Linked DNA regions of Homo sapiens: region 1 is linked to region 2. The links are chromatin loops, found by intact Hi-C in ENCODE. Cell type or tissue: sigmoid colon. All regions are shown on one strand. Each heading gives the region's core, and the rest is flanking DNA. Links, peaks and the distances in the headings are about the cores only.

Region 1 (10,943 bases), core at 1,006-9,005, 54 kb before region 2:
AATTAAGTTGGGAGGAGGTGTATTAAGAGGAACGGCCCCAATAATTAATTGGAAAAGTTGAATTGCATGTGGGGGTGAAAGAGGAGACGGGTCAAGATGAGACCAGCTGCCCTGACTTGGGTGATGTGGGTTCTGAGCAGTGGCATTCTCTGAGATCAGGAACAGGTTTGGAAGGGGTCCCTGTTAGAGGCAAGATGAGTGGGAGGCCCATAGGCTATCCAGGTAGAACTATCAAGGAGGCGGTAGGTTATATGGCTGAATCTCAGGACACAGGCTTAGAACAGTGTGGTCTGTAGAGAGAAAGAAGTTGAGCCTGGGACGTTGTGTGATCACCAGGGAGAGTAGGTGGAGGGAGAGGTGTGTGTGCCTGTGAACACTGTGGAGTAACAGCAGCAGCACTGGCTGATTTTCTGTTCATGTCTCAGCTGCATCTGATTTCCATGACATGCTCCTCTTGCTGAGCGCAACCTGGGACTGACTCTCACCTGGGGCTTGAGAGATCTTGATGGCAGATGCTGCTTATTGTTCGTTTGGGAGCTGGAAATGGAAATGATAGTCCCTCTTCATTCACCTCCCTGCCCCCAAGAACACCAGAACAACTTTCCCCAAAGTTCTCTGATTTAAAGCACAAATTTCCTAGGGGAAAGGGGCTTATCGTTTTTTGTTTGTTTATTTGTTTTGTTTTGTTTTTGAGTTGGTGTCTCGCTGTGTCACCCAGGCTGGAATGCAGTGGGGGTGATCTCGTCTCACTGCAGCCTCTGCCGCCCAGGTTCAAATGATTCTCCTGCCTCAGCCTCCTGAGTAGCTGGGATTACAGGTGCGCTCCACCAAGCCTGGCTAACTTTTGCATTTTTAATAGAGGCAGGGTTTCACCATGTTGGCCTGGCTGGTCTCGAACCCCTGACCTTGCGATCTGCCCACCTCGGCCTCCCAAAGTGCTGGGATTACAGGCGTGAGCCACTGTACCTGGCGGGGCTTATTGTTTTTTAAAAAGATTTCCAAAACCTTGCCCTGGCAATTCTGATTTTCTGGGCCTGGAGCAGGACCTGGAGGGATGGTGTTGTCAATTACTTTAGATGTTTCTATCAGGAAAGTTTGAGAAATGGTATTCAGGCCTAAACACAAACCTCTCTTGAAATCTCATCCCAGACTGAGCCCCTGCTCCCTATCTTAAATTAGATTATAGTAGGTCTTAAAGTCAGCTGTAGACTGAGCCTCTAAATCTGAACCCAGACCCACCCTAACCCCAGGATACATCAGAAGAGCTGGTCAATGTGGACCATTCTGAGCAATCCTGCAAGTCTACTCTGATGGGAAAAGGCTAAGAGCAGTGCCCTGGGCAGCAACATCAGCTCTGAAGATGCAGGACTGTGTTACATGTTTTATGAGTGGGTCTTCACACACTGAGATTCATGGGACAGTAATAGAATCTGCTTGTGCAGCACTGGGGCCTTGGAGGGTCAGGGTAAGGCTCAAGATGTCCAGGAAGTTGTATATAAGGAGAATCAGAGCAGAGAGAGACTAGGGTTCAGAATTACCAGGATGACTTAGTCCTGTTTGTTACTGTCACCACTCCAATGCCTTTTCCTCATTAGTCCTTTCTCTCCTCTGAGCCACAACTAAATGATGTTTCTACTTTTCCCTTTCTACTTTCCTAGACCCTGGATTTTGTATGCAGAAGCCCCAGCTCTTGGTCCCTATCATAGCCACTTCAAATGGAAATCTGGTCCACGCAGCATACTTCCTTTTGGTGGGTATCCCTGGCCTGGGGCCTACCATACACTTTTGGCTGGCTTTCCCACTGTGTTTTATGTATGCCTTGGCCACCCTGGGTAACCTGACCATTGTCCTCATCATTCGTGTGGAGAGGCGACTGCATGAGCCCATGTACCTCTTCCTGGCCATGCTTTCCACTATTGACCTAGTCCTCTCCTCTATCACCATGCCCAAGATGGCCAGTCTTTTCCTGATGGGCATCCAGGAGATCGAGTTCAACATTTGCCTGGCCCAGATGTTCCTTATCCATGCTCTGTCAGCCGTGGAGTCAGCTGTCCTGCTGGCCATGGCTTTTGACCGCTTTGTGGCCATTTGCCACCCATTGCGCCATGCTTCTGTGCTGACAGGGTGTACTGTGGCCAAGATTGGACTATCTGCCCTGACCAGGGGGTTTGTATTCTTCTTCCCACTGCCCTTCATCCTCAAGTGGTTGTCCTACTGCCAAACACATACTGTCACACACTCCTTCTGTCTGCACCAAGATATTATGAAGCTGTCCTGTACTGACACCAGGGTCAATGTGGTTTATGGACTCTTCATCATCCTCTCAGTCATGGGTGTGGACTCTCTCTTCATTGGCTTCTCATATATCCTCATCCTGTGGGCTGTTTTGGAGCTGTCCTCTCGGAGGGCAGCACTCAAGGCTTTCAACACCTGCATCTCCCACCTCTGTGCTGTTCTGGTCTTCTATGTACCCCTCATTGGGCTCTCGGTGGTGCATAGGCTGGGTGGTCCCACCTCCCTCCTCCATGTGGTTATGGCTAATACCTACTTGCTGCTACCACCTGTAGTCAACCCCCTTGTCTATGGAGCCAAGACCAAAGAGATCTGTTCAAGGGTCCTCTGTATGTTCTCACAAGGTGGCAAGTGAGACACCTTAGTGTCTCGCTTCTACTACTACTACAGAAGATGGGAATATTAGGATCCTATTGAATGCCTTGGTGATTAAAGTATCAAACCTATTGTGCTGTCTTCTTCCAGCAATTTAAGTAGATCATGTATTCTGTCTCCAGGAATGTGTCAGTACTGAACTTATGACCCTGTCTGGACATCCTGGAGAATGACTGCACTAGTCCCTCTGCTATGGTGGTCTTGCCTTCTCCTTCTCTCTCAGCTAGAAAATACATCTAGTTTTGACATGGGGAGGCTGTAAAGATCACACCTCATGGTTCATTCCAGTTTTGAAGTATGATTTTAATGTTCTTGCCCCCATGTGCCCATGTTGGTGAATTTGCATGGACTATAAACGTTATTGCAAATACCCTAAAGTGGTTACCCAGCCATAATCAGGGGTTAATGAAGGTATTTGGGGAATAGTAACTGGAGAGACAGCAACAAGACAAGAGGCAGCTCACATGCAATGTTGAAGTTTCTGTATGCAAGAGGGTGTGTTGGCAGATTTGTGAAATCTGCCCATTTGCATCTGTATGGCTCTATATGACTATTTGTCCATAAGGGTGCCATGTATTCTGGTTGTGGGTGTGAATGTGTGGGTGTGTTTATGTGGACACTTGCTTTTCAGTGTGCGTATATGTGAGAGAGAGGGTGCACACATGGAATACGTACTGGTTGTGTCCTGGTGAGTGTGGTAGCTATGTCCTGGCACATGTATGTTTCATGAGACGTGTCTCTGATTGCGCATTTGTATTTCTGTGGTATCTGTTAGTTGGTATATGATATGTGTCTACGTGAGAATGCTGGTGTCTGTATCTGCATGGTGGGCAGTACCTTTATGTGTATCTGGTAAGAATGCTGCCTCTACCTTTTCTTCCTATTTGTACTATGTGAATGTGGTGCATGAATGTGTGGAATGTGTGGAATGTGTAGTATTGGGATGCCTGTATCTTTCAGCGTGTTTGGGTGTATGTCCACTGTGCATAATATTTGAGATGTAAAACCATTTTGTGCGGTATATGTGTTATTAGTTGTAAGTCGGTGAAATGTACATCTGAATTCTGTGTGCATATTGTTGGTACTGATGCTATTTTCGTGCATATGTCTAGTGTATATGTTTTAAGGCAAACTTTCTTTGTGTGTTGGGTGTGTATGTGACACGAATGGGGACAGCATCTGTATTTCTGAGCATGGATTGATGTGTGGTGTCTGTATGTATCTTGGAATGGAGGAGGGAGATTGAAGAAGTCTGGCTGTGAGCAGCAGAAATAATTTCCAAAGTTGAGTGACATGACTCTAAGATGCCCAGTTTCTCGGCCTGGGGTCAGCCTGGGTGATAGCTCAGTCTGTCAGAATGAAAGGAAACACGGTGCTTCCTTGCTCCACCTTTTCACAGGCCAGACCACACCTTCTTCATCCTGAACACAAGGATTTCAAGGGCTTTTGTTACCTCTTCCTACGTTTCCTGCCTCTGCTATCCGAGGCACTGGCCTCCCTAAACCCTGCCCTCCTGCCTCAATAGCAAGTCATGGTATCCTCACCTCTCCCTTCCCTTTTTGGCTTATCTGCCAAACATGTATAAAAGTCCTTGGTTCCCCATCTCTACTAAAAATACAACAATTAGCCGGGTGTGATGGCGCGTGCCTGTAGTCCCAGCTAGTTGGGAGGCTGAGGCAGGAGAAACGCTTGAGCCCGCAAGGTGGAGGTTGCAGTGAGCCGAGATCATGCCACTGCACTCCAGCCTGGTGACAGAGCAAGACTCTGTGTCAAAAAAAAAAAAAAAAAAAAAGCCTTGGTTGTAGGGAGTTTCTCCTAATCCCTCTGGGAAAGCAAGGGTGGAGGGGAAGCCAGTCAATCTCCCTTCTGTTGCCGCATGGAAACTCCCTTAAGGCAGGAAGCTGAAAAAACTGTAGCATTCACCTCATTATTCACCTTGTCTCATGTCTCACTGTCCTTCCACATGTCTCATTGTTACTCCATATTGGATGGAAGTAGAAGTCCCTTTGGTATTTTTTAAAGTCTTTGCCATGTCTAAGTTAATGAGGTTAATGGAGGCAGCAGAGATGGCTCCAGGGTTCTGATAGCAAGTGTCAGGCTGCGTGCTCTGTAGGCACCAGAAACTGTTGTCACCAGTAATTTTGATGTGGTCTGAGTTAGAATGGTCTGATTTGCCATGATCTATTTAACATAGCTTGATTTAGCGTGTCCTGTGTTCTGAATTTAAAACTCACAGTTGTGAAACTGATCAGTAAAAAATAAGGGGAGACCAACTAAAAACCATGTTGTTCTATTTATAGATGTAGTTTTTACTTATTTCAAAATACGAGGTATTTAGTTTTACATTCAAATTGTTCTCTAACTCTCTAAAATGTTCTCTGACTATTTTTGCCCTTAAGGGAGAAACCAGATGTCATTGGTCTTACGTGGCTGGTGTTGGGGGTGGGGAGGGTTAAAGAAACCACGTTCTCTGTCCTCAGCCAGAAGTTCAGTAATCCAAGGCCAGAGAGTGGACGGCAGAGGCACTGTCCCTGGGGACCTTGGTTATAAGTTATCCAGACACAGGGACCAGAGCCTGGGAGACAAAAAAAGATGTAGCCCTAGGGCTTTGGGAAAAGGAGGATGGACCCAGTGAATTCCACGCTTAGCAAGGACCTAAACAGTGTCCCCCAAATGAGAGAAGGGAGGACAGAAAGAACACTTCAGGATGGAAATGGGCTGACACTTAACCGTGGAGTGTCTCTGCAAACTTCCTTTGCCATTCTCCTGTTTGAGTTTGATAAACCTGAGAAGAGACTTGGATAAAGACCGTCACGAAGACTACACTAATGAGTTTCTTCTAGCTTTTTTCTACTCACTTTCCCTATCTATCCTTCACATTGGGAGTTGGCATGAGGATCCCAGCAGCCCATCAGGGGAGGACTCTAGAGATCCCTTTCCCCATTGCCTCTCCTCCCCATACCCCCAGGCATATCCTCCCAGGGCACGGAAGCTGAGAAGCAGTCCAGAACCACAGTGGGCTAGTGAGGGGTACCTGCTGATGTACCCTTTGGACAGCATTCTGCCCCACCCTGCAGGAAGAAGCAGAAGGAGGGAGAGGGTGAGGCAGAGAATAAATAACCCTGACCAGGGAGGTCCAAGGGAGTAGGCGGAGACAGAGAGGCTGTATTTCAGTGCAGCCTGCCAGACCTCTTCTGGAGGAAGACTGGACAAAGGGGGTCACACATTCCTTCCATACGGTTGAGGTGAGTGCAGGAGGCCAGGGGCATGTCCAGGTGCATGGGTTACTTGCAGCTAGGGGTCTCCTGTTAGACTTGCTGAGTGCATGAGAAGCCAGGCTGTGAAGAACCAGAAGTGGGAGATGTGTAGGAAGCCCCTGACTCAAAGGACAGGCAGCCTTAGTGATCTCTAGGTTTGTGTGCTGAACAGAAAGCATGTGGGTGCTGGAGGTAGCCTAAGGGTAGTTTTCAAGCAGTTTTTCAGTGATTAGTTTACTAGTATGCCCATCTGGAGGCTGGCAGGGGCTGATGTGAATGAGGACAGAGGACAGAGGACAGGCTGGGCTGGGGTTAGACTGGGGCTGCATTGGGGTTGGGTCGGGGTTTGGTGTGTGAACAGGGTGAACGTGGTTGAAGCTCAGTCTATGACTGGGGATGAGGCTGCAGCTGGGGTGGAAGTGGGGCTCTGAGTGAGGTTGGTTTCACTGTATGCTGTACATCAGGAGTCAGGCTGTGGCTGAGACTGGGACTTAGTAATCTTCCTGGGGCTCCGATCTCAGCTTGGTCTGTGTCTAGGATCAGGATTCAGTCTTCAGCCCATTTAAAAAGTAGATTAGTGTCCACACGGCAACACCCCTTGCCTTGTACTCTTTACCCTAGCTACACTAAGTCACTTTCAGCTTTCCAAACAAGGTCTGTTCTCTTTCTCTCTGGCTCTTTGTATTAGCCAGGATGTATTTTTAAAAACAAACTAGATAAGTTCTGTTGCTGAAATTCCCCCAAGTCACTCAGAATTAAACCAAAGCTCCTTGCCATACCCTGCAAGACCCTGTTACCTGATGAGGTCCTTGCCTTCCTCCCGCCTCATCTTCTCAAACTCTGTTGTGCTCTTGATGCTCTGGCCACCTTGACCTTCCTTTTGTTCCATGAATCCCCCAATATCATTCTTGCTGGGGGACGCTTTTCTCTTGCTGTCTCCCACAGTTGGAATGCACTTTCCCTGGATCTTAGAATGGCTGGTGTTTTCTCATCACATGTCACATCCTTAAGAGAGGCTTTTTCTGACCCCTGTCTCCAGTATGAGTGTCCTGCACCCATCTTCCTCTGTCCTATCACTCTTTCTTTCGTGCCCTTATCTTCAACTGAAATTTTATTTGTTTACTTCTCATTATTGGCCTCGTGTTATATGAGCTCCATAAAAGCCATCATCTTGTCTGATTTATCTACTGTTTCATCTCCAGTTTTTGACACTCAATATGTTTTTGTTGTCTAACCGAATGCTGCTGTGCCCCACCCCATTAACTGCCTGTGTCACTGCCCCATTACCTGCCTGCAGCAGGTCCCGCCACTGCCATGGCTTAAATGTCACCTCCTCAGGGAAGCCCTTGGAACCTAAAAAGCTTGCTGAGCTATTGTTGTCTTTGCTTCTGAGGCCCTTTTGCTTCCCCTTGTCCCAGAATTTATCATAATGTGCTGTGATGGCTGCATATTTGTCTCAATTTCTCCCCATCCTTGGAAGGCTGGAACGATATCTCTGGTACTCAGTGGAGTCTGGCACAGAAGTCCGTCAATGATTATTGAAAAAATGAGTACACTGATCAAAATCCCACTTTGGGCATTTCCCTTGCCTTACATTTGCTTGCAGCCAGAATAGCTCTACAGGGAACTGGTAACTAGGTGCAGCTTTGCAGATCTTTAGAACACTTATCTGGTCCTACTCAGGAAGTGGAGGAGCAGAGACCTGAAACCTAGGAACTCTGCCTAGGGGTGATTTTAGGTGGTCAGGCTGACTTGAGTGACCAGGGTGGGGTGAGGGCTCACTTGGCTTTTTGGGAGTTAGAAGTTGCTCTCTCTCATCTTTCCATTTTCATCTTGGCCATTTTAAGAAGAGTGACCAACACCTTGCAAGGGTTCATCTGCTTTATTAAATACAAGCAAGGTGTGGGGCACAGTGGATGCAGATAATTTGAGTGGAAGTCATGCTGGGGCTACTACCCTCACTAAGTGTTAGGGAAGGGACTCTATTTAAGAATCAAGTGACAAGCTCCTCCAGTCCTTGCCAGCCACAGCATTGCCCCTGAGGTCTGCCTTCCCTCTCTGTGCCTGGGATGAGGAGCCAGAGGCTCCCAGGTATGTCTGGGCTTCTCTCCAGGGACATTCTTTTCTAAATATTCCCAGAGGCTGACAGCAGCGCCAGAGGCCCTCACTCCATTGCTCTGGGCATGAAACATTCTGTGTGTTTAGCCCAGATAGTGACACTGACAATGAATCTCCTCCTGGTTCTCCTTCCACACTGAACCTAAGTGGGGAGAGCTGGTCATGTGTCCTGAGTCCGAGAGGGGCCCCTGGACTCATGGGTCATCAGTGTTGGATTCCTGAGAGATTAATATTGAAATAGTGCTTACAAAGCGAAGTCCCTTCTTAAGGAGACATGGGGAGGGGTAGGGCAGTAGCTTGGCCTACTGTAAAGCAATGGATTTAGCACTAAGGGCTCTAACTAACCCTCAACATCCTTATCTGTCAAATGGGATTAATGATATCTGCTTGACAGGTGGATGAGAGGCTCTAATTAGATAATAAGGAAATACGTGGTAGAGGACAAGCCTTTTAATCTCCATTGTGGGGCCTACCCACCTCACAGCCTTTGGAGTTAGGGCTGAAAGAGGAGGTGAGTGTCCCAAGTTCCAGTGCAGAAGAGTCTTCTTTGCAGCCCTCTTGGTTTCCCTTCTAAGAGTATACCCAGGGCAGCTGTGCTACTTACCAAGCCCTTCTTATACCTTGCCTTTTGGGTGGATTTTATTAGCTTTCAGAAGGTGCAGCAAAATTAAAGGCAGCCTAGAATGAGGGAAAGTGTATAGGCCTTGGTATGAGACTATCTAGGTTAAGTTTCTGCATTACCAGTCACCTGTTAAACTTTGGTTATGTTATTTAATGTCTTGGAGCCTCAGTTTTCTCACCCATAATATAGAAAGGATCCATAGTATTCACCCATAATATAGAGAGGATCCATGGTGCAGCAAGAAGGGATGTTGATGACTTTGGCCCCTTTGCCTGAAGTTCTAGGTTAAATCGGTTTCTCTGCCTTAAACTTTCCCTCCCAGCAGATTGAATTAAACACCCTCACCTTCTGCAGAGCTGTTCCCAGATTAGAGATAATATTTATACAGATGGCACTGTATAGTTTCTGTCATTTTGTAGGTGCTCAATAATCTATGTTCATATTATAAAAACAACAAAATCAGGGTTAAAGGTGACCTCATTGTTCTCTTGGGTCAGAAGAGATAGGGCTAATAGGCTAATGGTACACCTTTGGAGTACCATCTCACTAAGTTCTAATTACTAACAGCTGCTCAAGCTGGAAGGCCATCTGGAAGTCTTCTGTCCCTCTGCCTGTCTTGTGGAGGGACTATGGAACATTGGGATGCTTCAGGGCTGGCCAGTCTGAAGGGTGGCACTTGGGCCCTCTGGCTGGCTTCCTCTCCATCCCTTCATTTCTCTCCTGCTGTCTGGTTTATCTCTCTGACTGCTTTTTCACGGGTCTATGAGAAGGAGTTCTAGGGAAGAATGTGAGGATGGGCTGGTGAGGGGGGCTGGGCTGGCATTAGGAGACAGAGTTCTGAAGCCCGGGGGAAGGAAGGGAGAGGACTGAAGGCCTCCACGTGGATTTCCAGTCTTTACAGCTGGGAGCTCCTGTTCCCCTATTCCTGAGAAAAGGTTAAGATGTCCTTCATAGTTCCTGAAGAAACATTCCTGGAACTTGCTAAGATAGTTCAACTTATTCACAGAAAATCTCAGCACAGGGCTATTCCTTGGGGATTAGAGCAGTGTGTGAGCTTTCTAAAAAAAAAATGCTTTGTTAGTTTATTTTTTCTTGATTGTGCCTTATTTTCAAAATAATTTAGTTCCAAGTTCCTCCAGAGCTCAAAACCATCTCACTGAGTTTTAATTACTAACAGCTGCTCAAGCTGGAAGGCCACCTGGAAGTCATCTGGTCACTCTGCCTGTCTCGTGGAGGGACTGTTGAACATTGGGACGCTTCAGGGCTGGCCAGTCTGAACGGTGGCACTTGAGCTCTCTGGCTGGCTCCTTCTCCATCCATTCATTTCTCTCCTGCTGTAGTCTTCTGGGGTCCAGGCTGATATTTTAGCCCCAGCGATAGCTGCCCATTTTATACTGCCTAGGCACCTCCTTCCCAGGCCAGCTAAATCTTCCTTTTGTTGATTTCTGGTATCTTTGTATCAGTGCCCAGTCTTGCTATTGTGAGAAATTGACTGCTAGTAAATATGTGTGTGTATGAGTGTGTACATACAGGCCAAGTGGTGATTAAGGTGACAAATTTGGGGAATTGAAAAGTATATGAAATTTCATACATTTTCAGAGACCTTGTTGCCCATTTTTGTGGAAAACAATGCACTATGTGTACTCCGATTTGGTTTTTACAATTTCTTTAGACATGCCTTATCTCATACAATTTCACAGCAGCACTATGCAGTTATTATTATTCACTGCATTTATTTAGCGCCAAGACTTGTGTTCTAAGCCCCAGGATTCTGCTCACCACATCACTCTACCTTCAGAGGCAATAGTGTTGCATATGCCCAGCCAGAGTTCTTTCCCAGTGTGTTTCCTAAGACAGCACATTTTTTAAATCCTGAGTATCAACCTGCTCTGCCATATCTGTTTATGTAAAACTGATGGATAGCATGGATATCTGACCCTCTGGAGTACCAGAACCTTCTTGCCAGTGTTTCCAGGTGAGGGATCTTAGGTCTATCCTGCTCTTAGGCACAAATTGTGCTGCATGTCCACTTTGCATTTATTAGGACCAAGACCTTGCAGCTGCTCTGTTTTTTTTAATACATATTTCTCTGGCCCTCCAGCTCCTTTGGTAAGAAAGGACTTTTCTGTTTGACCCTAAAGATTATTTTTACAAAATTAAAATTACTCTGCACTGACCTTCCAAACATCATCTCATCCTTCTCAAAAGTCTCTCTAGTACAGATAACAGGCAGTCTTAACTATGCCCTTGGCTGTGTTACCCTCACTAGATGTATACTA
Region 2 (10,943 bases), core at 1,411-9,410:
CTGTAGTGGGCACTTTGGTTTGTTTTTGAATTTGCCTTAGTGTACAATCTTTCTTCTCTAGGGCCCTTTGCTGGCAGCTATGTTTATATCATGTGACCACTCCTCTGATCGTTCTAGCCATAGATAACCAAACTAAGAATAAACACTTTACCCTGAGTTTGCCAATCATATTTCATTCTTTATGGCATGTTTAAATTGTGCTAAAGAGGTAGTGCATTATTTTTCCTCTATGGTTGGCACCAGAGAAAAATACACTGGGGCTGTGGAACAGCAATATTACATTGGTCATAAGTGTGGAAAGCAGAGAAGCTTACAGACAATTTGGGAAGCCAGAAAATATGAAGAAAGAGATCATTATAATACAAAGTAACACATAGGAAGTGACAAATAAATGGCTTCAGCATCTAACCATTAAAGAAACCCTTACAATATGATACCCGGCATCATATTTGGAAGAGATGGTTAGAACACAGACCTCCCACCAGGCTTAGGAAGACAGGAGGCTGCCCCCACCTGATATAATGTGCTGCCACGTTCCAACACAGTTCTCTCTTCAGTCTGCTGGAAGACTAGTTCTCCAGAACAGAATCTCTCTATTTTGTTAAGACATACTTCTTAGGAGATACCTAATTGAATGTTACTGTTTTGTTTCGGAGGGAAAAATATAACTTTATTGCAAACATCACATTTCTTTTTTCATAGAGTAGAGAATTGCAGAAAGGTAGATAGATGGGTATGGTTGAGTTGAAGACGGGGGTCTAGGGAAAAACAGAGATTAGGGTTGTGGCTGCAGAGGGCTCAATCAATGAGAGAGAGCCAGTTGCAGGGTAACTTCTTCAGAGGAAAAGAAAGGGTGCTGGGTGGCTGACAGTAAGTGTTGACAAAAGAGAGGATGGAGAGGAACCTCAACGTATCCAGACTCACACATTCACCCTGATAAAGTGCCACCTCAAGGATCACCGGAAGAAGTCTTAGTGAAAAAAAAAGGGGGGGTGGGGGTGTGATTTAACTAAAATTAACAGAAAACTAGATGAAAAACAAGAAATTATAGATTACACGATTTGGCCAAATAATGAAACTATAGCTTTAGATTCTGAAATTTACAGTAATGACAGTGTCCTCAGGCGAGTGATGAAAATATCTAAAATGTATGATCAAACCTCTTAGAGAAATAAGAATTATAGTTAATGTATAGTATATTTCAAAAAAACTAAAAGAGAGAATTTTAAATGTTCACAGCACAAAGAAATGATAAATATTTGAGGTGATGGATATGATAATTAGCTTGATTTGGTCATTCCACAATGCATACATGTATAACAACATCACATTTTACCCCACAAATATATACCATATTATTTGTCAACTAGAAATAAGATAAAATGATTTTGAAAAACCAAAACACACTAAAAAGGAATTACCAGAAAGAGAGCATTCAGTAGGTTTGTAGTATTTGGAGAAGGCTTTCTAGAAAAAGCAGTGCTTGAAAGATTTCTGTGTTTTATGTAAGTTGAGACGAAGAATTCCCAGGCTTTCAGAACGGCATGTGTAAAAGTGTTGAGCAGGCTGGGCGCGGTGGCTCACGCCTGTAGTCCCAGCACTTTGGGAGGCCGAGGTGGGCGGATCACGAGGTCAGGAGATCGAGACCATCCTGGCTAACATGGTGAAACCTCGTCTCTACTAAAAATACAAAAAATTAGCCGGGCGTGGTGGCGGGCGCCTGTAGTTCCAGCTACTGGGGAGGCTGAGGCAGGAGAATGGAGTGAACCTGGAAGGCGGAGCTTCCAGGTGAACCGAGATGGCGCCATTGCACTCCAACCTGGGCGACAGAGCGAGACTCCGTTTCAAAAAACAAACAAACAAACAAAAAACTGTTGAGCAACAGTGCACTTGTAACACTTCTCTTGATCTTGCTTTACTATCTCAGGGACATTAACTGAGTATCTGGATCTTACATAGTGCTATTTTAGAAGCTAAAGGACAACACAAATAAAACCCCACTTAGAGAGTTTATAATCCAGTGAGGCAGAAAGAGCAGAACCGTTTTTCAATAATTTCAATATCTCATATACAGCGATGAATAATAAAAATGGTTATGAAAGTACAGAGGGGCTCCATTTATGTCAATTAATTCTGGCTTTCATGATTTTTAGTTCCTACGCAATATCTGAGTTGTAATTTTTGTCATTGTGTTGTAGGACATTTTATGTAACCACTTAAAAAAATTAAATTGCTATTTGAATAATTTCTCTTTCATCCTAACTTCTTCATATCTCCCATTACCTCATTTCAACAATTTATTCATTGCCTATTTTCATTCTTCTTGGTAGTTTTTTTCCTCCTTCTTGCCAAGAGATCATAAACAAAACAAAAGAAAACCATAGTGTATATATTTTGACCTGATCTGTGTTGGGCCTAGCAAAAAAAAAATGACTTCTCTCCTTTCCATCACTTTACAAGCATATCTTCCTGCATCCTTCCTACGTTCACGCTGGGCTCAGAGACAGAGGGTACCTTATTCTTTTTCCTAGCCAATAACTCCACTTTAGCTCCTATCAACCAGAAACACTTAGTTCAGTTCAAACTGAACTAAACTATACATATATATACGTGTATATATATATATACACACACATATATATATATACACACACACATATATACGTATATATATATACACACACACATACATATATATATACACACACACACACACACACACACATATGCAGGGAGCTGAGCTTGCTGTGTCAAGAGTCTAGGGACTCTTACTGAAAATAAAAAATGACTAATTTTAAATATCTACTACATGCCAGACAGCGTCTATCAGCAGTAACAGAAACAAACAGATAAATGCTACTAGTTGTAGAGTGTATAAGGATAGGATGTATCTAATTGATAAGGCAGAAGAGATAATAGTGTGGAGTGGCAGATTTGGAGTGTGTGCATACATGAATGTGTCTGTGTGTGTCAAGAAGAACTAGTTCCAAGAATGTTAACAGAATGTATGCTTTATAACTGTGTGAAGTTTTGATGGGTAAATGTGAGTTTATAAGGATGAAAAACAGGGGAAGTGTGCTTTTGCAGTGCCGTTGATAAAATGAGGAGAGACATGAATGAAAGAATAACATAAGCCAGTTTGTTGGATAACTACAAGAGAAGGGGTATATCGAAGTCTTAAATGTGAGGCTAGGTGCTGTGGGAAATGAAGCTAGAGAAAGCACCAGAGGTCAAATCATGAAAATCTTGAATTCCATGGACAGTGTAATGAACTTAAATTTTTGCAGAGCATCAAGAGCCAGACATTTCTAACATTTTATTCACCTTTTATTGACCACTGGAAGCAAGGAGCTTTGCTTTTAATAAATAAATCATTTTCCATCTCTTCTCATTTAATGCCAACAAAATTCCTTTCCCTCTTTAGTATCTTGTTTAGTGCCATTGGTTGCTTTTTTGAAGTCTGCAATACTCAAGTTTTACTCTAACTCAACAATAAAAGCTTCCCACAGTTTTGTATAGATATTTCCAAACAATTCATTTCAACCAGGATATATTGAATAGTTTTCATAATTAGCCTTGTGCTTTGATAGTGAGGGATACAAGACATAAGCCCTGTTTCTCTCTCAATTTCCTGCTGTATCTTTTATAAGGATAAAAATTCCTTTGGAGAACAGTCTGCTTTTGTTTATTATTCCTTCACCTTCAGTAACAATCTGAATTCTTTCCCTAATGACTCTGAAAATCCTCCAAATGATGTCACCCGTGATTTTCTACATGCCAAGTCCAAAAGTTTAATCTCAGATTTGTTTTTCTCTCCCTCATCTCAACTTTCAGCAATGTTTACCTCCTCCTCCTTGAAACTTTCTCCTTCATTAGCTTCAGTGATGGTTATTCTGTGAGGTTTTTTTTTTTCCTGTTTGTTAAACAATGGTTTTGTTCTCTGCCTTATAAATTGTGGGATTCTAGAGGAGTCTGCTTTTCTCCCAAGAAGTACCTCTTCTTTTCTTGCTTTTCATATGCTCTCCTTGAGATATCTTGGTTATTCTCATGGCTTTAAATAGCACTTATATCCAGAAGACTCATAAATCTGCAATCTAATTATGGCATCTCCAGAGTTCTGTATTTTAAAAGTTAGCAGAATCTTTAACGCTGTGGCAAAGTTTCTGGTTTTAAGCGTAAAGGTAGTAATGAGACATGAAAATACAGTGAAGCAATCAAACCTGTAATTTAGAAAAATAATTGACAGCATTTTGGAGAACAAAGCTCCTTGCTGCATGTGGTGAATAAAAAGTAAATAAAATACTGTGGCTACCCCTGAGGGACATCTCTACCCATCATCACTCAGTTACTTCAACTTCTATATGAGACAAATGGAACTCATTCTCTCGTCCCCTCCAAACCTGGCTCTTCCTCCTGCTTCATTTATCAGCAAACGACATCGAACTCTAGTAAATCATTGAATTAAAATTACTACCCACCACACACACACACATGTGTGCACACACATACCCTCCTCTTTCTCTCTCTCATCCCTTACATATAAAGATTAGTTTTTAACTGATTCTACTCCTGAAATGTAAAAGATGAGAACCTCGGGAGGTCTATATAAGAAGGCCAAGCAATTGTTAGTAGTGGGTATTTGCAGCTATTATTTCATTGCATTTTTCTTACATTGAAAAAATCTTAAGTGTTTATATTCAAGACAAGAGGGGGACTAATGAATATCCTTAGAAGGAGGCACTAAATTTCCCCCAAGCTTCTCTTTTGTGCTGCCTTCACTCTAGAATCTTTCCGACCCATCCTCTCCAATCCATATATACTTTCATTTTCTCTCTTGTGAAATAAGCTATATTCTCTCAACTAATTTTTCTGCCCACTCGGATTACAATGATGCTCCTCTTTCATTGCACTATTATAAGCTATAGCTTGTGGCTGTCTTAATCTGCTGAACTAGACCTTATAGTGTCATCAGTATTCTCCATGCTATTGTCAATGGTATGGCTATCATGTGTGACTGACCTGGGTTCAGATTCTTGCTCAAACACTAACTAGTTTTGAGACCATCTACACCATTAATAAAAATATTACTCATAGAAATAGCTACCATTTACTGGACACGTGTTCTGTGAACATTATTGTCCTCAGTGCTTTATAAGCATTATTTTAATTCTTACTATGTCATCATGTGACAAGTATTATTAGATTCACTTTAAATTCATTTTTCTGGTAAAGACACTGAGTATCAGAAGTCTGAAACATATTTGAAATCACATACAACTGGTGAAAGTCAGAGCTGAATTTTTAACTCAGGTCTTTTTAATTCCAAAGCTCGTGCTCTCAAAAACAATTGTTTTACTGAAATCTACAAGTAATATAAACTTTCTGTGACCCAGTTTCCTCATCTATAAGACAGGATATGCGCTGTGTCTAATACCAGTAGCTGGCAGGCAATGCGTTCGAAATTGGTAACTTTTCATTTTTAGTAATAGTTATTGGGCATAGAAATGAGATTCACTGACTGTGATAAATATATCAGCACACTGATTAAACCATTTGACTAAAAACAAGTTATCTAACCTATATCAGGCAGAACGAAATACCCATTCTCTACGTATTTCCTGGGAATAAATAATTCTGAAATTCTACCGTCCTCCTCAGCCCACCATACCAACATCTAATCTAATTCTGCACATTGTGAGGAAATTACTCCCTGTGGGTGAGAAAGTCCAATTCATCTAGAGTCAAGCATTTTCATTGAACAAAACAGTTTTACTTACAGAGCCCATACAGCAGTTCGGCCTGTTCCTTTCAGGCTGACTCAGAAGGCTGAGGAGGCTTTAGATTCCAGGGGAGGGCCGAGCTTGCAAATATGAGGAGACTTATTCCAGCCTGACTGGAGACAGGCACAGAGCTGAAAGGCCAATTCCTGGTGGTGGTGCTAACTCACTGTGTCTTCAGGGTGTGGAGATTCCCAGAAGACTTCTTTTGCCTCATACAGTCCTTTTATATCTGTTCCATTATGCAATTACTTACGGTGGCTATGTGCTTTATGGGCTGATGTAACCTTTTTTTCATGTGTCATTTCACTCAAAAGCTTTTTTATTTAACAGCTTTATTGTTATATCATTCACATACTATAAAATTCACCCATTTATAGTGTATGATTCAATTTTTTTTAGTAAAGTCACAGAACTGTGCAAGAACCATCATCACAATTCAATTTTAGAACATTTTTTATTACCCTTAAAAGGAACCTCATAATCACTAGCAGTCACTCTGAAGGAGATTTTAAAAAACGAAATATTGTAGCAAATTGCTAAATGACATCTCCCATTATGAGTGAGAGTCCAACTCCACCCCTTAACTCCTCAGTATCTATGATTATTCACAGCAGTATGGTTTCATTAGCCCACCTGTGGTTCTTTGCAGCAGCAGTCTTTCTCTTACAGATAAAAAATAATTCATTTACTCATCCATACATATATCCAGTAAATATTTCATAAGAATGTCCCATATTCTAAACATTATACTCAGTGATAGAGTTTTTTTTTTTAAGAATACACCATAATTCTTACTGTTTAGGATTTTAGTGTAGAAGATAGACAGGTTAACCAATAATTACATGTTAACCAATGATAAGGTTATCCTAGAGGCATGAACCAAATGCTTGGTGAATACAGTAGGTAAAAATCTTGGTTCACAACTTACTTGTGTATAAAATACGGTTTCATTTACTTTTTTATAATTTGACCTATTTCGTATTTTGAAGTCCCAACCTACCAGGTTGAAGAGAATTAGTCACAATAATTTGGGGTTCTCTCTACTTATAGTCAAATTTTGAAAATCTTGTATTATACCAAGAAAAATTGCAGGTAGGTGGGTGATTGACTTGGCCAATGATGTCACCTTCTGTCAGTTTACTATCACTCTCATTAGTCTTTAATAAATAGAATGCATAGATTGCTATAAGTTGTCCATCTTTTCTCCTTATGGCCTCTTTAGATCCTTAGATATTCCCACCAATTTGGACCACACTTGGGCATATGGGTCTTTGATTCATTCTCAGTTTCTGTCTCTTACACCCTGCATTTAATCCATTGGTAAATTATGTCAATCTCTTTGAAAAATACAATCAGAAATTGATCACTGTTTATCATCTCCAGAAATGTCACCTTTATTTAAGTCACAATTATCTCTCACTTGGGTAACTTCAGTAGTTTCCTAACCATTCTCCCTGCTTCCGATATTATCTCCTCTCCACTATCAAATCTGTTTCACTACTGAAAATGTCATGGCCTGAGATATTTTCTTCTTCATAATGTAATAAAAACAATAAATAACAAGAACAATAATATTTTATTATGCATTCTACATCCATGATACTAGGCCAAGTGTTTGTGGTAGACAGGATAATGGCCCCTAAAGATACCTATGTCTTAATGCCTGGAACCTGTGAATATGTCACCTTACATTGCAAAGGGACTTTGCAGATGTGATTAAAGTTAAATAACTTGAGATGGCAAGATTAGATGGATTAGCTGGGTGGATCCAATATAGTCACACGGGTCTTTAAAAGTAGAGAACCAGAGAGATGGCAGCATGAGAAGGATTTGATCCACTGTTGCTGGCTTTGAAGATGGCAGAAGGAGGCTACAAGCCAAGGAATGTGGAAAGCCTCCAGAAGGAGAAAAGAAGATAATTGATTTTTCCCTAGCCCCTCCATAAAGAAATGCAGCCTGGTGATTCCTTGATTTTAGCTCAGTGAGATCCATGTCAACTTTTGACTTACACAACTCTACAATAATAAATTCAGTAGAAGAATCCATTATTAGTTTGATTTATGTCTTAAACCATGTTTAAACCAAAAATTAGAGTGTAAGTAACTTACCTAAGTTTCTCAGTTATAAATGGCACAAGTAGTATTCAAAGCCTCGGCTATCTGACACCCTCTCAGTTTTCAAAACTCATTTTCTAAACAGTCTTCACATGACTATCCATTCACCACTACTTTCAATTTGAGTCATCTACACCCAAAAGCCTGCATGCATGCTGATGTGCCAAACTGAATGTTAACAGGTTGTCACTTGTGCATGCTTATTCCTTGCACATAAAGGTATTTTATTGTTGTGTTTCCGCACAGGAAACTTCTTGAGACCTTTGAAAACACTTTCTCTACCAAGTTGGGCAAATTGTAGGGCTGTGACTCTTTTCCCATTAGTCTCAGAAACTATTTGGGAATAGTCACATATTTTTATTCTTATGGTTGAAAGAATGTTACTCTTATAAGAAAAATAAAGTTACTATAGTGGTACCATGTAAATTCTGTGCCAGAGCTTAGTACATGAAAATGAAACTAGTGTGTGTACTGGTTAAAGCACCAATACACACACTGGCACACTACGTCAAAATATGGCTCTTCTCACTGCCCTATTCTCATGCCAGCCTAGCAGAACAGTAGCTGGTAATTTAACTAAACTTTCTGAAAATTTGAGTTCAATGTTCCTCCATGAAATCATACAGCAACACATCTTATTAATACATTAATATTAACTCCATTGAGTCCAGGAAACATATCATAGTCTGTGATGTCATTTGACTTCATATTAATGTTTCTGAAACTTGGTAATCCAAACAGGAAGTACCAAATTGGACATAGGAAAACTCTGCACTAGGAACTTGAAGTAAGTCTTATTTATTGACTGTCAACATTTACTACGGTAAACAGTAAAATATTCTTGGCTATCAAATCAGCAAATGTTTTTTAAAACACATAATACATAGTGTTGTGTTGCTGTGTTACAGTGGACTAAGCATTGTTTTACAATGTTTGCATGAACTTTCTGGAAGCATATTTTCCAGTATATTGTTGTCTTAAAATGTCCATAATATTCCATTTCTAAGAATTTATTGAAAGGAAGATATCAGAGATGCAGGCCATATTTTATGTACAGGAAAATTTATTGCCCCATTATTTACAGTGGTAAAAAATATAGATAAAAATTCTCAATGATACAGAATATATAAAGCATTTATATCGAGTCCTGGGATGTTATGCAACCTTTAAAATTTGTGCATATACCAGCTCAAGTGGATGGTCATGCTTGATCAGGAAATAGAAAAACAAGTTTCAGGGCTAAGACTAGCACAAGGAGCAAACAGTTTAAGATATAAAAGAAACAGGGTTTGATACAGGAGCAAGAGGCCAGAGGCAAAACAGGTAATCCAGGGTTAATGCATTGAAATTGTAGAAATAAACTTAAAAGAGAACAAACAATAACAACAGCAACGAAAACGGGTTGCTGTGTGTTACTGTTTGAATATGTCTCCCATGTTGGAAATTTAATTCCCAAAGTCATATCTTGATTAGATATGAAGACTTTGGGAGATAAGTTGGATCAGATAAGGTCATCATGATGGGACTGGTGGATTTATAAGAAGAAAAAGAGATCTGGGCTGACACAAATGCCCTTGCCCTTTTGCCATGTGATGCCCTCCACCATGTAATGGCAGCACAAAACCTCTCTCCAGAGGCTGGCACCATGCTTTTGAATTTCCTAGCCTCCAGAACTGTGAGCTAAATATACTTCTTTCCTTCACAAATTACCTAGTATTTGGTATTCTGTTATAGCAAGAGGAAATAGATTAAGACACTAAGTCAAAAACCATTTTGTTTATACTACTGTTCAGAAAAATTATTAGAACTCCATATGGCCTACTAGCCCTCCATGGTCTGATGAAAGCCTCACTCACCTCTTTTCCTGGATCCAGCCATGTTGGATTTAGCAGTTTTCCTACCCCGTTGATATGGCTAACACTGACCATTCAATTTTGGTGTATATAGAAATGTCACTCCTCCTTACCTCTCCCTGTGAACTTCTAGCTATTCCTAATATTCCTATTTATTCCATTCTTCTCTGCTCCCACTATATCTTGTTGCACATGCTTTCATTAAAGTTCTTAATTGATTTATTAAGAGAAATATTGTATAGATACTCTACATATATCTGGTATTGAACAAGATCCTGAGGGTATAACAGTGAACACGATAGATATCAACCCAAATATTACACAGTTCGAAGTCTAATGGGGGATACAAATAAGTAAATGGGAAATTAAAATACTGTATTATAATTACTCTACAAGTGGTATTCACAGAGATCTTTGCTATTGAAGGACCAATAATGTTAGCATCGCCTGGAAACTTGTTGGAAATGAAAAGAAAATTAGATCTTCTGAATTAGAACCTGCGCTTTTGCAAGATACCTAGCGCATTAATGTGCCATTCATATTTGTGAAGTGCTGGTATAGATCACCTAGGTGCTGGGACAAGTTAGCCTGTGTGATCAAGGGAGGCTAACCAAATGTAATTGATAATATGAGATCCGAGTGAGTGAAAAGGGTTTTGACAGGGGAGCTAGTAATGAGGGCAGGAGAGTAGAGTAGGGTGAGGAGATGACAGAAGGTTAAGGAAATGTTCCAGGCATGGTCAGCTGCTGTGGTGTTTCATCTGCTTGGCGGACTGAGGACCAAATTAGGGCACTGCAAAGTAGGGAAACTAAAAAGAAAAATTAAAAAAGGATAAAAAACCCCCACATAATTAAGCTTCCATTAATTTATCCACAATCTGCAATCAGAAAATGTAGGATAAAAAGTTATTTTAATTTTAATATAAATAAAAAATAAAACTGTTTTGAATTATATTTGAAACAGAGTTTAGGAATCAGTAAACATCATAATACTGCCTCAGAGAATAGAATGAGAGAAGGCTCAGACCTGAGCCAAACCATGCCATGTTTAGGAAACTGAAAATGAGCTCTGTATGACTGAAGGGGAGAGAGTAGAAATAAATGTTTCTCCACCTAAAGCAGTCGCAAGGCCAGATTTCTGAGGACCTGGGAAGCCAAAGAATTGAAAGCAGGATAATGTCCTGACCAGATTTGTGT

What was found. Hi-C counts contacts between places; a loop is a spot of excess contacts. Peaks named below come from ENCODE experiments on the same cell type or tissue, not always from the same donor. Only the 100,000 strongest peaks of a DNase experiment are listed, where the experiment ranks them.
Region 1: a loop joins it to region 2, with 2.5 times the contacts of the local background. A loop is called at or near these places in 6 of 110 quality-filtered maps.

The regions. Positions count from the first base shown.
Region 1 is chr11:4,638,119-4,649,061 of GRCh38, forward strand. It overlaps OR51D1 (olfactory receptor family 51 subfamily D member 1), which reads left to right. Exons shown (of 2, transcript NM_001004751.3): 2 at 1,659-4,942. The coding sequence starts at 1,673. The coding sequence ends at 2,647. It overlaps OR51E1 (olfactory receptor family 51 subfamily E member 1), which reads left to right and starts at 5,864. Exons shown (of 2, transcript NM_152430.4): 1 at 5,864-5,912. In sigmoid colon, for the core only: no CTCF peak of the experiment used is centred there; no DNase peak of the experiment used is centred there.
Region 2 is chr11:4,691,876-4,702,818 of GRCh38, forward strand. OR51E2 (olfactory receptor family 51 subfamily E member 2) reads right to left here and starts at 5,978. Exons shown (of 2, transcript NM_030774.4): 1 at 5,778-5,978. It overlaps OR51C1 (olfactory receptor family 51 subfamily C member 1), which reads right to left and starts at 5,978. Exons shown (of 2, transcript NM_001396051.1): 1 at 5,778-5,978. The coding sequence starts at 5,786. In sigmoid colon, for the core only: no CTCF peak of the experiment used is centred there; a DNase peak (open chromatin) is centred at 5,876; H3K4me3 peaks cover 3,091 bases.